Linked DNA regions of Mus musculus: region 1 is linked to region 2. A link is a loop called in an ENCODE intact Hi-C map of the cell type or tissue named here. Cell type or tissue: gastrocnemius. All regions are shown on one strand. Links, peaks and the distances in the headings refer to the core of each region. The heading gives the core; the rest is flanking DNA.

Region 1 (7,531 bases), core at 1,224-6,223, 1.4 Mb before region 2:
CAATTTGTCATTTCTTTTTGGAGCTGTAGGGCTATAAATGAAGCAGGACTGCTCCCAGGAACAGAGCGGGAGACTAAAGGACGTTCTTTGTTCCAGTCGCCAGTAGATGGCGCTCCGCTTCCGCTCAGCCATCCGTCCAGTCCAGCTTTGCCACCCATTGGTGGGGTTCTGAGGTCCAAACCGGTGTCACCAGCGCAGGCAAGAGGCAAATATTAAAGCTAGCATTCCCTGCATTTTTTGAGAAAGAAAGCCTTTGTGTTTCGGTTGACTCCAGAGTCTCGGGAGATGTGCCTGGGAACTCCCTCTGCCGCTGAACTCATCACAGTGGCCTTTTATTCACTTAGAAAATGCTTTCCCCGGATCCCAGCTCAATTACCTTTTGTCTCCCCTCTGTTCTAATGCTCTGGTAGGATGCATGAAAAACAAAGCAAGGTTAGACATTTTCTATCTCTCCTACAATGGTTTACTTTCCTTGTTTCCAGAACCAAATGGAATGAGTGGTCTCAAAGCCCCAATCCGTGTGCAGGCATGCGTATATACAAACCGATATGAGTAGTGTCGCGTCTGGTCCACGTTTACTTTGTCCGAAAGGAAATATATAAATAAACACAAATAAGCAAAACTTTCTTTCCTTTGGGTAAAATGTCTGACAAGGTTTTCACTACTTGGCTCAAAGTGTGTGTTTATTTGTCACTTCAGAGGTCCAGTATCTGAAAAACTATTCAGAATGATGGTTAATCAATCCAACAACTAGCTACTGACTAGGAGGATGGAGAAAGCCTTTTATTCTGTGTTGTGGGGGATGCAGAGATAAGTGCTTAATGCCAAAGAATTCACCACCCAGTCTTAGAAAAATCGCTGTGGGCAGGTAAAGCATTGAGGGCAAGCATCGAGGGCATGCGTGTTAGCGTGCGACTCTAGGCTGCAACTGTGGGCTGCTGTATTATAGTCACTGGAGATTGAGATCTGAGAGGCTGTTCTACTCATTCAGAGCACCGTATCTAGCAGTGAATACAGGATAGTTTGGTTGCCTCAAAGCCTCGCCATGCTTGATTTGAGCTGTACTATGCTATACTGATAAAGATGCGAATTAATTCCCCAAAGGATGAAATTTACCTTAGGTCAGCAGGATAATCTGCCTTTCTAAAGCACCTCTCCATGTGTTACCTCAGGGAGAACACTCTGCAAATATTTTACATTGTGATTATGTTCAACAAAATATAAGCAAGAGATGAACACATCGATATTGAAGACTTCAGCGTGGCCAGAACCCAGAATGCCAAACTCCTTATTGTTACTGCGGCTATATGTTCTTCCCTTGCAGAATATATTTAGTAGATTTGGATGGAAAGGGACAATTTCTCCAATGGGAAGAAAGTGCAGAGTCTCTCTCTCTCTCTCTCTCTCTCTCTCTCTCTCTCTCTCTCTCTCTCTCTCTCTCTCTCTCTCTCTCTCTCTCCTCTCTGAATTTGGAGAGCGAGGAGAAGGGGCGGGGGAATCTTCCAGAGGTCTTGGTCTGTTGCGATATCCTTGCCAATCCTTCAATTACTGTATTTCTTTCATGAGAAATTGTTATTAGAATGCACTCACCCTTTTAGGGAGCTGTGAATGTGGTTATAATTGCTTGTTTCTGAGATAATTCGCCTGACAGCAGAGCCCTGGAAAAGTTACTTGAACAAACGGAACAAGGGCATTAGCCTTGGCTATGTCGGCTGCGAGGATGCGGCACCAGTCTGGGCTGTACCAACCTGGGCTGTGTCGGCTGCGAGGATACAGGGGAGCCATGGTGGTCACGGGAAACACAGCTAGAAATTCCTCTGTTTCAGTGTGTGAGGACCACTTGGGTTTTGATATTTCCTGGAGGAGGGAACTTGAACTACATGAGGTCTTGGTGGGTTCAGTTGCAGTCGCTGATAATGAGTGGACTGTCTAGTTGATCCCATTTTCCCCCATCCTCCTTCTTGGGAGGCTACGTGGATCCAGATTCAAACTCACTTGAATCATCTCACTTCTGCAGGAGCAAGGGAGGGGGAAAGAGGATGGCAAAAGGTTGATTGATTTCAGGCATTTAATCAATGAAAAAAATTTTTAACATCTGTATTATTGGTGCTGCTGATAGTCTTTGATGTCATTGATCAAAGAGTTGTGCTAATTCATTACAAACTGACATAAAACGACATGTTTTTAGCTCCTGGGGAGTAAATAGGATACACTTTGTCTTAAAAGTTTAAACTCTCGAGATCAGCATACTATGATAGTATTTTCCCCCTGCCTCTAAACTTTTGGCTCATTTTATTTTCTTAAAAAAAAAGATTGTAGAAACCTCCCAATGATGCCTGTTTATCGGCACCGTAACCAAACACTGGTAATCAGAAATTCCATTGGCTAAAAGTCAGACAGTAACCATTCACAGGGGAGAATAAAAACATTATCCAGTCAATACCGGAGTTTAGCAAGATACTGCCCAGCCCTTCAGGATTGATGCAAAGAAGCAAATACAGAGAACACTTCAACCAGCCCGCTGACCTGTTTCCTATTTTCATTTCCCTTCCCAACATTCCTCTATGGAGTTAAAAACCTACAGAGTCACAGGTTTCATATAAAACATAGTCAGTTTTGGATGTTATCTGACCATGGCCAGTTTAAAGTAGGTAGCACAAAGACAGAGAACCAAGACTTATCTAGAACATTTGCTAGATTCCAAGGTAGAGAGCATGCTAGCCTGCTCCCCCTGATGGTGTCATTTATGTTGTTAAGTGGCTTTTCCATGACTAACAACTTAAGCATGCACTTGCAAGCTACCACTTTTTTTTTTTAAGTTACAGCAAAACCTGGCCAGTGTTGCATAACCTTTCAAACTCCCTTTAAGCCTCAAAAGCCCAAGTATGATGTTCTACATCAACCACACTAACTCTGTAGATACGAAAGAGGAAAGCAGAGCTCTGTGTCCTGGCAGGGAGTGGGTCCCTCAGGGATGTGAAGTTAAGCAGAAAAAGAAAAGCAATATGTAAAACTGAAACTCACATTTGGGAAAAAAAATCGGTGGTTCATTTAATATACAGGAAAATGACTAAAATCACAATACCTGAAGTTTGGTTGCCTGCAGAAAGAACAGTGGGAGTGTGTAAAAGGTAAAATCATGAACTCACTTCGTTGTATTATCTGTAGTGTTTGAATATTTTTTGCTGAAATATATGCATGTATTATTCATGTAATAAGCTAGTTTTGAAGACTATACATCTCATCACTCCACCTGAGACACGCTGGACAAAAAACACTGATGTAATCTTCTGTCCTGCATTGCGGAACATACAGAAATGTTCCTTGGCTGTCCCATTTATTATAGCACCAATAGATAAAGAGTTAAGCCGTCTCGTGCATTTTAAATGCCTGGATTCTCACAATCAAAGCAATCAAAATCCACTTCCACCTTAGCCCTCTGACACCATCCATCAAGTGGGTCTCGCTCTGTTGGGAGATCGGGCTGTTTCACACGTGGGAGAGCATTGAGCTGCAGGCAGCTTGCACTGTGCTGCTGAGGAGAAACCCAGGGAGGCTCTAGGATGATCTGCTCAGGGGCTCCTTCATGGCCTTGGCCTGAGCTTTGCTTCTCCTGTTGAGAAGCCTCCTCCCACATCCATTCTCGCTTAAACAAGCAGGGTCTTGGCATACAGAGAGAGCATCAGAAATGGATGGATGTTCAGCCAATTCATTATCACTTGGAAAAAAAAAAAAGATCGCACTTCTCTGAAGGGCTAGGAACCTGCCTGGCTGTCTTTCCGATGTCACTGTGCTGTCAGACACTCTGTGGTCATTCTTTTGATGTCTTACTTAACTCTGATATCTATTTCCAAACCACATTTTAAACTGGGTAAATTCTATGCTAGTGTGGGCTGACTGGGCTCTCACAGGCGATTCAGATTCTCTAGCCCCACCTCTCTCCTTTTCTCCTTCACCCCTCCCTTCCTCCTCTCCATCCCCCCTGGCTTCTCTCATCTTCCCTTTCCTGTGCTTTCTTGTTCCCTATCAATGTCTCACCGTCTTGAAGTAAGCACTGTGGACACATTCTTATCAGCCCTTGCTGGGCTCTGTCATAGACCGGCACGCAGAATGACAGTGCTTTAATTTCCCAGGCTGGAGAAAGCTGATTGCTTTGTCATATCTAATTGAATCTTTTGTTTGTTTGCTTGTTTGCTTTCCTATACCAAAAAAGAAAATCACCCTAAGTGTTGGGGAAATGCCAGATCAGATTCAGTTTCAGTCAGAAGTCATGGAGAGGAATTTGGGGAAGAGCTGAAAGGAGTCACCCCTTCCCAAAGCCTTCCTCTCTGTGGTATTTTCCCATGCATAGGTTCCTATGGGAATCCCAAGAGAATATCTATGGAAAAAATGTTTTAAAGAGCGTACCTGCTATCAGAAGCTGCTAACAGGCAGAAAGCACAACCAATAAGCAAGCCATTCCCCCTAGTATATCTCAGGATTCAGACCTTTAGCAAAGTGCTTATAAAATTCTCCATTTCACACCTAAAAGGGGCTTTAAGCTAGCAGAATGTATATATGAAAGTTATATAGTTCAAAAGTTGTTATTATAAAATACAGTGTGGAAAGTTGGAGGAGCAGGGCTGTTTAACGCATACAACCCTGGGTGAAAATAGTCGTAGGTGTCTCACAGTCTAGGCCTACTTCACTGTCTCGCACAGACTTTTATCTCAAACTGTTGTTAGCAGCCAGACACTCCTCCCATGGCGACATGTGATGCTGGACCTAGGAATGCCCCACCCAGAACCTGCCTTAGACCTACGACAAAGGTTTTATTTTTGGAAGTTTTCTTCACATATATCCATTGCCCTATTTTTCCCCGAGGTCCTCTAGATATTTTTATTCAGGCAAAGAAAAGGGATGCAGTTTGTTCTTGCCCTCTGGGTTGTAGGTGGAGACTGAGCTGTTTGTGTCTTGCCATGTCACTTGAGTCAAGAGGCACTCTGAGAAAAGGACTGGAGGAAATTGGGCTTAAGGAAGAAACTGCCAGCCGGCAGAATGCAATAGACTGCCCTTGTGACAATTCCACCCAGGTGTTCTTCATGGAGATTCCGAGAGGAAAACCAACCTCTGCATGGAGGAGTGTGGTAGGTACCAGCTTTGTAAGACACTCAATGTCTCTGCCTGTCTGTCTCTGTCTCTCTATCTGTCTCTGTCCCTATCCCTATCTTTATCTCTCCCCCTCTCTCCTTCTCTTCCTATTTCCCACCCCCCCCCCCTCTCTCTCTCTCTCTCTCTCTTTCTCTCTCTCTCTCCCCCCTCCTTCTCTGAAGCACTCAATCCCAGGGCACGCTTGATGAGTGTCATGCAGTTGACTTTTAGGCCCTATTTTCTCTCTTGACCAGAGATCTCTGTGTGTGGCTCATCCATGCACAGAAGTTCCAAGCCTGAGAATCAGTTTGAAGGGCTTCTACCTTCTAGTGTGATGCTCTGAAATCAAGGCTTCCTTGGTCAGCAGCAGGACTAGAGTTGGGGTGACAGACTTCAGGAACTGGCTGGTAGGTGATAAAGCTATTTTTAGCGGGTGTTCAGGGATCAGGCAGGACAGATTTCTCAGAGGGTATGTGTAGATGGCTGGAACTCTGCGGGGAGACAAGCCCACAGTAATTGTCCTGTGCTCGCCGTTCTTATCCTCTTCTGTGTTTTAGAAGTTTCTTTTATTAGAGATTCATTTTTTTCCATATAAACCAGGCTTCACAAATGCAAGTTTTTTTTTTTTTTTGGACAATGCAATTAGCTGGTTTTATTTTTTTTTCTACATTTTTCTTTGTATGGTTTCTTTTATTTAGTGTAGACATTTCCCAGATTTTTCTGTAGCCAAACCAAATTCCTTTTCATTTCACATATAAAGTAACAACCAACAAATCACCTTTTCATCAACTCATACCAACTAGACAGATGTAAGGCGCCCGTTCCCAAGTCCCACCCATTCTGCTCTTCACCTGGGTTCCTAAATCTAGAAATTACCCGAACTGACGATGAACTTATGTTTTTCAAACACACTGAACACTGTAGACTCTTAAAGGTTTTTATTTTTTAGTTTTTATTTTATTTTTTATTTTTTGCAAAACTAGTTACGCAGATGTACTGGCTAGTTTTGTGTCAACTTGACACAGCTGGAGTTATCACAGAGAAAGGAGCTACAGTTGAGGAAATGCCTCCATGAGATCCAACTGTAAGGCATTTTCTCAATTATTGATCAAGTGGGGAAAGGGCCCTTGTGGGTGGGACCATTCCTGGGCTGGTAGTCTTAGAGAGCAAGCTGAGCAAGTCAGTAAAGAACATTCCTCCATGGCCTCTGCATCAGCTCCTGCTTCCTGACCTGCTTGAGTTCCAGTCCTGACTTCCTTTGGTGATGAACAACAGTATGGAAGTGTAAGCCGAATAAACCCTTTCCTCCCCAACTTGCTTCTTGGTCAAGATGTTTGTGCAGGAATAGAAACCCTGACTGAGACAGCAGATAAGGCCATTTGAAGGCGTCGCATAGGATGTTCTCAGTGTTGTATTGTCTTGCACATTGCTATCATGTTTGTTGCTAATACTTTGTTCTGTGGTAACACGCCCCAGACTTCTGAAGCTATGTTTATATACAAGGCTCTCCTGACAATATTTTTTATTCTGATTTAAGCTTCTTAGAATAGAAAACAATGAAAGCAGGTTTTTATCCTGGAGGCTTAAAAAAAACAACATATCTTGCATTGGATTATTTCCCTGTTTATGTAAAATAATGTCTTCTTGTTTTAAAACGACAAACTGTATGAGTTATTGTTATGAGTTGGTCTAGGGATCTGTGCAGTCTGGATTTATTTTTAATGCATCCTCTACTTGAATAAGTTGTGGTTATTTACTGTCTATTCTATCCCTTCAAATAACTTCCATCGAAGGTATTTTTTTATAAAAAGTATTTTAATCTTTTCACTTATGCTTGGGTAGCATTTTGCCACGTACACAGTATTTTCACGTTCATTATCTTATTGATTGTTGCCAAGACATTTTAAACAACCTTGCAAATAGTATTTAAAAATCATTAGGGCCATTAATATTCTATTTAGTCTGCAAAAATTTGAAATAGCTGATGCATCCATATCTCAGAACCAAGAGGATATGAAATTTTGCCTGTGGCAAAAAATGCACAGAGCATTTACTCAGTCGCAGAAGCCAAATTCCAGTGAAGAAATACAGGAGAGAAGGTAAATGCACAAGAGCTGTTTACTCTAGTTATTTTTAGAAATATTGGTGCAAAAATTATGGCTTCTCTTGATTTGAAAATAGCTAAAGAGTCTTATTCAGGATGAGGGTGGAACTGACCTGAGCTGGTTTCCACTTCCTGCACTGTGGAGAGAAGAACAAGGACAATATAAAGCGGAAGTTTCTGGCTTTTTTGGAGACTCAGTTGTATCATGTGATGTTTTTCTGGAAACTGTTGTATGAGAGGATGTTTCTGCTGAAGCAGACACATGGGAGGATGTTTTGCTGAGACCCGACATGTGGT
Region 2 (7,531 bases), core at 1,468-6,467:
TCGCTCAGTGAATTCTTTGGTAACTTCAGCTACCTCGTTTTAGCTTGGTGAGAATTATATGTACTTAAATTCTGTGTTTCATCTTCAAAATTGATTTTATTAAAAAAAAAAAAAAACGTTGATCTAATTTTCTTAAATTCTCTTATTACCCAGAATTTCTGCAAGAAACCATGATGAAAATAGCAAGTTGGTTCTGTTCCTGCTGATGTCAGCTGAATATCTCTAATATCTCTTTCACCACAATAAAAATGGTGTGGGAAAGGAATTAAGCTAGGTTATTTTCTGTAGTTATTTTCTTAATTATATGAGAATTGGGGCTATAAGATCATGTTGAGCCATGGGGGGTCACCAAGTCTGAGAATTTGCTTTTTCTGTTACAAGTGTGATGTTTTGCTTTCATTAGCCTTTAGCTCAGAACGGTATATAAACATTACACTGCAGACCTGCTGTCCGGACACGTAGGACAATAGTTCTTGTTGGTTCATGGCTTCTGTTCACTGCGGCAGCCAGCATAGGTATAGGACTGTCAAGGTATAGGACTAACAGGTATCAGACTATCAAGATAATACATCATTCTCACACTAACAAGGACGTTAATTTATGCTCTAAAATAATTTGCTTAGTTCTAGTGTTTGTTGACTCTTCATATAATTGTTATTTGTGGGGTACATTTGATACCGCATTGAGTATTTAAACTCCACATAGAAAAGCTACCTACAAGTCCTGTTGCTTACTGAATTTGAAATGACATCACATGTTTATCCTCTGTCAGGCTGCTTTCCCTTCGAAACCTGCTCAGATAGTAAAGTTTAAAATAAAAGATACTGTATGAAATCTGAACAAATGGAGTTATTAATATATGCATTGCAGAAAATAGTGTGTTCCAATATGAAAATATGTATGTGTTCCATATAACAGTACCATTGACTGCTCTTTTGGTTAGGGGTGTGAGGAGGGGTCTTGTGTAGCCCAGGCTAGCATATATCTCACGTAGCTAAGGCTACACTGAAATCTATATCTTCCTCTGGTCAAGTCCTGGTATTACAGGTGTGCACCATGACAGACGATTGAGATACCTGCTCTTTTACCATAAATTTGGTCATTGCAAATGAGAGGGAGGGAGAGAGAGAGAGAGAAAGAGAGAGACAGACAGACAGAGACAGACAGACAGACAGACAGACAGACAGACAGAGAGAAAGAGAACGAGCTATGTTCCATATAAGTATTTGAGAGAAGAACAACTACAATGGGAAGCCAATCAAAACTCTCACTATATCTATGAAGATGCTGGGAACGGTGCGTGCAGTAATAACTCCAAAAGGCCTACCAGTAGGGACGTTCCATGGACTATAATTTTGTCCTGATCTACATCTACCCCCACTCCCAGTTTTCGCATGCACAGAGGAGTCTCTGTGGACACAAGACAGCCAAGTAATCAAGCGTTTAGTACTTTCAAATTATTAATGACGGTTTTATCTGACCGCTGGTCTTTATAAAGTTTCTTGATTATTTACCTAAAACTAACTATTACATGTCTTGGCATAGCAAAACATCCTAATAATATGTATCTTTTACTATCTGAAAAAGGGCAATAGATGATGTATTTATCAAAATATCTACAACAACACAGTATCGTTGGTCCTCACTATATATATTCACAGCTAATTAGCTGCCTGCTCTGCTGGAATCCACTGCCCATTCTCCTGGAATCCTCTATCCATTCTCCTGGAATCCTTTGTCCATTCTCCTAGAATTCTCTATCCATTCTGCTGGAACCCACTGCCCATTCTCCTGGAATCCTCTATCCATTCTGTGGAATCCTCTATCCATTCTCCTGGAATCCTTTGTCCATTCTCCTAGAATTCTCTATCCATTCTGCTGGAATCCTCTGCCCATTCTGCTGGAATGCACGGGATATTCGGGGGAAGCCGTTGTCTCTAAGTTTCCATTCACCTAAATAAGCGCCCTTTATCAGATGGGAGTCTCCAGTTAGAAGTAAAGGCAACTAAGTGACTCAGACTGCCATAAACCAAGGAACATGGGGACTCTAGAAGCGGATAGGGTGTAAAAGAAGATAAAGCAGAAGCAGAACCCCTGACTCAGAGCAACAGGCCAGGTGCAGCGGAAGGACTTAGCAGGCAGCTCTGACCCAGAGGAGCCCAGCCCAACACTGGCCCTCACACTCAGCGTAAGGGAAGACAGGTCCTTATGATGGACTTCAGACTGGGCTGTATCTAGCCCTGGGCTAAGGAGGAAGGGCCTGGGTGTTGACAGGACTAAGGCTATTTCAGAAGGAGAGGAAGAGGGAAGAAACGGAGTTGTGGTTTCCTGAAAGACAAGGAGGCTTTAGTGGCAAAGCCGTGGAGAGCACTCGTCGCAGGCTGGCCACCTTCAGTTTTCTCTTCTGTTCAAAGGGGGAAAGAAACTGTCAGAGTTAGGAACCTTGAATGATTTCCCTGGGAGGCTGTAGTTTCTCATCTTTCTGATGATACCAAGATGTACTTTTAACAGTAGCTAGAGAAAGTGACTTTCTCGAGTGCTACCCTGTTATTCAATAGCCAGAACCCAAGGATGCTAAGGCAGAAAACACACAGAGCCTTTCCCACGGAGTGCCCAACGTTTCATTCTAACCACCGCATCCCTCTATCCTCATCGGACATTGAATCACATAATCAAAAATAACCTGTCTATATGGAAAACACACGTTGTGTTGATACTAAAAATGGGCAGAGGACAGCAGAGCTTCCTGGGAGATGCCCAGAGTGTGTGGCCAGAAGCTTGCGTTCTGTTGTACATCTGCCTTTGAACTCCTGCATCACTGTATTTGTCTCACGTCAATCGAAGAATGTCAGGCCCAAACTGTTGCAGTTTTAGCAAGGTGCTTAGGAAATCCTACTCCTCACTGGGGCATCCTGAAGGAAAACGCTTTATAAGCCTAGGTCTTTAGTAACCATCCCATTTGGTCTTCGTTATAAAAGGTTCCTTCCTACCGCCCTGGTGATTCGTTGGCGTGCCTAGTACTCATCACAGACCCTGACGAGGCTACAGTTTGCTTCAGGTGTCTCCGAAACAATGTAGAATCCTGAGCCTATAGGGAGGTTTAAGGTGTGGTTCAATACAATCAGTACATATATGTTCTAGAAAGGGTTTGTGCCACAGCTGGATGAAAAGGGAACTTGTAGGGAGTGATGCAGAATTTGCTTCAGTTTGCCCAGAAGAGCAGTGCTCTGTGTCCTTGTCACTGTGTGGACACTGGAACTGCTCTCCTGAGCTACAAAAATACGGAGAACATTTATATATCAGAATATCTACTTAACAGTCTGAAAAAAAAAAAAAAGCCATGACTTTATTCACCCATAGGGTGATGTTAATATTCTTGCAAAATCCCTTTATTTCCATAGGTTTTGCCCATTCCTCTAATCATTTCCTTAAACATCTGTAAAGAAAAATACTACTTTATGTGGGAATGCAAGAGACAAGCAAACTCACTCCTGTTATTTTTCACTTTTAGACCTGAATTATTTTGTGAAGTTTACAAAGCCCTGTAGCTTAACTTAAGAGTGGACTGATGTCCTTCGGTGGAAGTAATTTACAGTAATCTTCCCCAACCTGCATGGTATTTATTTGTGAAAGACAAGGAAGTATGGAATTACCATGGAGAACAGAAACAAAGGCCGGAGGAAACCATGTTCAGAACAGAAGAGAGTTGCTGCCACCTAGAGGTGGAAGTGGGTGTCGCTGAGAGCTGTAAATGGTTGATGTCATACAATCCTAAAACCAAAATGCAATCTAGGGACATCATCTCCACCTCTAAACAGGAATGGACTCATTTGGCCTTCTAGCCTCCATTAAAACTGGGCCTTGAATGCTCAATAAGATTGTAGTGGCTCGGGGTTTTTGTTTTTGTGTGTTTCATTTTTGTTCTCTTCAGCCTTATTTCTTTCTGTTCCTGCAGTTAGTTCTAACTCTCTGAAAGTCTTCGTCCTCCACAGCACATTTGTGAGCCATTTGCAAGCTAGTGGGTAATGTCTTTTCCATACTCTGGGCTACCTTTTTTCCAATGTTATCCTAAAATTTCCACTAGGGATGCCCCACTTCTCATCAAATTGTGTGGCTCGTGCAATTTTACTTTTTTCCTAAAACAGGGCAGGAGGCAGGGGCAAGCTATGTGGTTGGAGTCCTGGGAAGACGGGCAAGAGGAGAGGACCCTGAGCCTCACCTGAATCATGTAAAAACCTGGTAACTGCCTATAATCCTAGCATTTTGGAGAAAGATGCAATTGCATCCAAGAGCATACCAGATGCCTGGATTGACCCCGGAGCTACATGTTTCTTGCCTCCTCCTCCTTCCGCATGCCCTCACCATCCCTAGCTGGATGCACTCCTTTAAGCTCCTCACTGGCATCCCTCAATAGAGGGTCTTTCACCATGCCTAGTGATCACTGCCAAAGGCCAGTGGAATTACTCCTGGGTTCCTAGCTTAGCTGTTTTGGCAAGAATTTGGAAGTCCAGAGTCCTTACCATTGCACACGAGTCCTTTCCCAGATGTTTGAAGCCCTGCGCATCATGCACAGAGCCCTTACCATTGCACACGAGTCCTTTCCCAGATGTTTGAGGCCCTGCGCATCATGCACAAGCACTTGCCCATTTTCCTTCCTGTGAACTTTCTCATCTTCCTGGACCCTAAATTTCAGCCACATTCAGTAGCGGAACATGCCACAGCAGGCTCCGGCCACACTGATCACTAAAGCCACTATATCCGTTTCGGTACTTTCGCCTTGTTAGTGGGAAGCTCAGGAAGTTTTGAAAGATTTGTCCAAGTTTGCAGAACAAATCAAACTCAGGATCAGCACATCTTTCTTCTAACTATGGTGATTTTTTTTTTTCTTTCCATTTTTTGGTGACCATTTCCCATCTCTTGAAGCATACTTCAAGAAGAGCAGAAGAGCTCAGATCTGGGGAGCAGGGAGGGGTTGCCTCCTGTTAACCATCTCTAAACGTCAAACCATCGTCTCTGTTTCTTGCCTGTTTGTAACTACTGTGCTGGACAAAACCTTTGAAGTGTGTGTGTGTGTGTGTGTGTGTGTGTGTGTGTGTGTGTGTGTGTGTGAAACAGACGTGTAGTTCTGAAGCTCACGCGCAACACCTGCTCTGTCGCTCCCTAATTAAGAGATGCAGAGACAACATTGAGTCCTTCCTGCTCTTGCCTATTTAATTTATAGGGATAATCCGATGCTGAACGAAGGGGACTTTGTAGGAGAGGACTTCATAAGCCTTATGAGGCAAGTCGGTAAAACATGGCTCTGCGGCATTGTCTTTTTCATTTTTTTTTCTCTTAAGTAAACCTTCTTTATAATGCTTTAACAATACAAACTTTGCCACATTTCTCTTTGTTCCTCATTTCCACGAGCCACATACTATCTCGAGATGTTCTAACTGCACTCCTCGCCTCCACCTGCCTTTGGAGACCATCCTTTCTCCACTGGATCCGGGGTTTCCTCAGTGGGCTTGCGAGGGAGCTCTATCTCTCTGCTTTTGCTCTGCCAGCCAGTTCTCCATGGCAGAGGGAAAACCGGCTTGATTAATACAAGCTTGCTTTTCCTATCTCCTTGTGATTGTAATTAGTCTGACGCAGAAGGTTCTCCCACTGAATGAGTGTTGTGTGGCTTTAAAAAAACAAAGCAAAACAAAACAAAACAAATCTGTGTCCTTTGAGTATATTCATTGAACGGGTTTATTTGTGGCTTATATTAATGGATTTGAAAATTGACCTTGTAGTTGTTACTGTGATGCCTTTCCAAAGCACAAATAACCCTCAGACATTGCAACTCTGGATGTGAAACATAACTTCAGTGCTGGATCCAAGGTTTAATAGGAATAATGTGCATGCCATTTTAGCTTGAACAGGCGCTTAGATAACTTTGCTCTTTAGTCTATTAGCTTATTCAACAGCTACAGAATTTTAAACAGCACCGAGAAGAGTGTCAATCTTTGGGGTAAAGACTTAAATCATTTATAGTTCCAAGAACTAAGAGGCTAGAGCGCAAGATCACAGCAGGCCGTGTCCCCACAAACCTGAAGCACTGAAAGGGCCAAAGCATTGAAGACAGTTTACAGGAAGTGGCTGCCCAAGAAAGTCTAGTGTTATCATTGGCCACAGAGGGAGATGTGGCCTCTGAAAGCAATAAACGTAGATTGTATTCTCCAGTAATTATTTTAATTCCTTTAAAACTGACCCGGTTTTGAATACATACGAAGAACAACTGAACGACACGGAAGTTGGAGAGCAGGCTTTGAACTCAAGGGAGGCCAGTTCAAGTCCCATCTGCTGCTGAAGCAAACCTGCAATCTCTTTACAACCATTTCCACTGCAGGAAAGTATAACAAGAATATCTTTTATGCTGGAGCTCCGCAGATTAAAATTCCACCAGCCATAGCCAAATCCTATAGACCAGGCACCTTAAACCCCAGGGATTGTCTTCTCCCAGGTCTGGAGGCTGGGAGTCCAAATCAAGGAATGAGTTCCTTCGTGGCGGGCAGCAGGCCACTTTCTATTGGTAATTTCCCCAAGTGAAGAGAACAAAGGGGAGCTGCAATCTTTCTTCCTTTACTTGAAAGGATGTTAACCCTTAGTCCACGCCTCTTCTCAACCTAGTCTTCTGAAGATCTCATCTTCAGATACCATCGCATGAAAGGAGAGGGCTTCTCTCTGAGCTTTCAGAGGGACTCAAAATTAAATTTAGCCTATAACAATTTTTACTCAGTTAAGGATGTGAACCGATTGGGACCATGCACGTTTGTTACCCTGCTTATTAATAAAATGTCAATTCTTAATTGTCAGTTTGGGGAAAACCAATTATTGAAATATCACTTTTGCCTGATTTTTGCATTCTCTGTGACAGAAAAATCTAATGCAGGATTGGCAGCGGGTTCTGGAATCAATAATTTACTCCCAGGTGTGCCTGGTTATATTGCTGGTTAATAATGCATCCCCTGGAGGGAGGGAGAAGTGAGCCCCACAGTCCTCACTCCTCATTTCTACCACATCGCCCCAAAAGAAAGCAGTGATATCTGATTTTGCCAAGAACAGATAGTGGGCACTATTAAAACCACTTTTCAATAATATTTTAATTTTTTTAATGTTTCATAGTTTCAGTTGCATAAATACCTTCATTATTGCTTATAGCCATTCTATGAAGATGCCTTGAAAGATGTTATTACCTTAATCTTTAAAATGAAAAGAGGCAAAATGAGGTAAGGATTATGGGATCAGTCTACTGACTTGTGAGGTTCAGTTTTTATATCCTAACTCTAACCTTTGGCGAGTTATTTAATATATCTGTTCCTCGGCTTCTTAATCTATAAAATGGGGCTTCCTAACTATATTGTCTCGTGGTTCTTAGGGACACTAAATGTCCTAGGAACTGTGTTTAGTATGGTCAGTAAATTTTGATGATCATTATAAAAAGATACACAACTATTTAGTGCAGTGCTGTAACCAAGGCATAGCTAAGACAGTCCCCATATAACTA

What was found. Peaks named below come from ENCODE experiments on the same cell type or tissue, not always from the same donor. Only the 100,000 strongest peaks of a DNase experiment are listed, where the experiment ranks them.
Region 1: it touches region 2 in a loop (9-fold over the local background); 20 of 42 quality-filtered maps call a loop at or near these places.

What each region holds. Positions count from the first base shown.
Region 1 is chr14:101,372,117-101,379,647 of GRCm38, reverse strand. No RefSeq gene overlaps it. Among named protein-coding and RNA genes, the nearest start is that of Gm34361, 170 kb to the right of the region's middle. In gastrocnemius, for the core only: no CTCF peak of the experiment used is centred there; DNase peaks (open chromatin) are centred at 1,741 and 3,646.
Region 2 is chr14:99,928,271-99,935,801 of GRCm38, reverse strand. The region is part of intron 5 of Klf12 (Kruppel-like factor 12); the gene reads left to right. Among named protein-coding and RNA genes, the nearest start is that of Gm22970, 160 kb to the right of the region's middle. In gastrocnemius, for the core only: a CTCF peak has its summit at 3,722 (motif pointing left); a DNase peak (open chromatin) is centred at 3,720; H3K4me3 peaks cover 202 bases.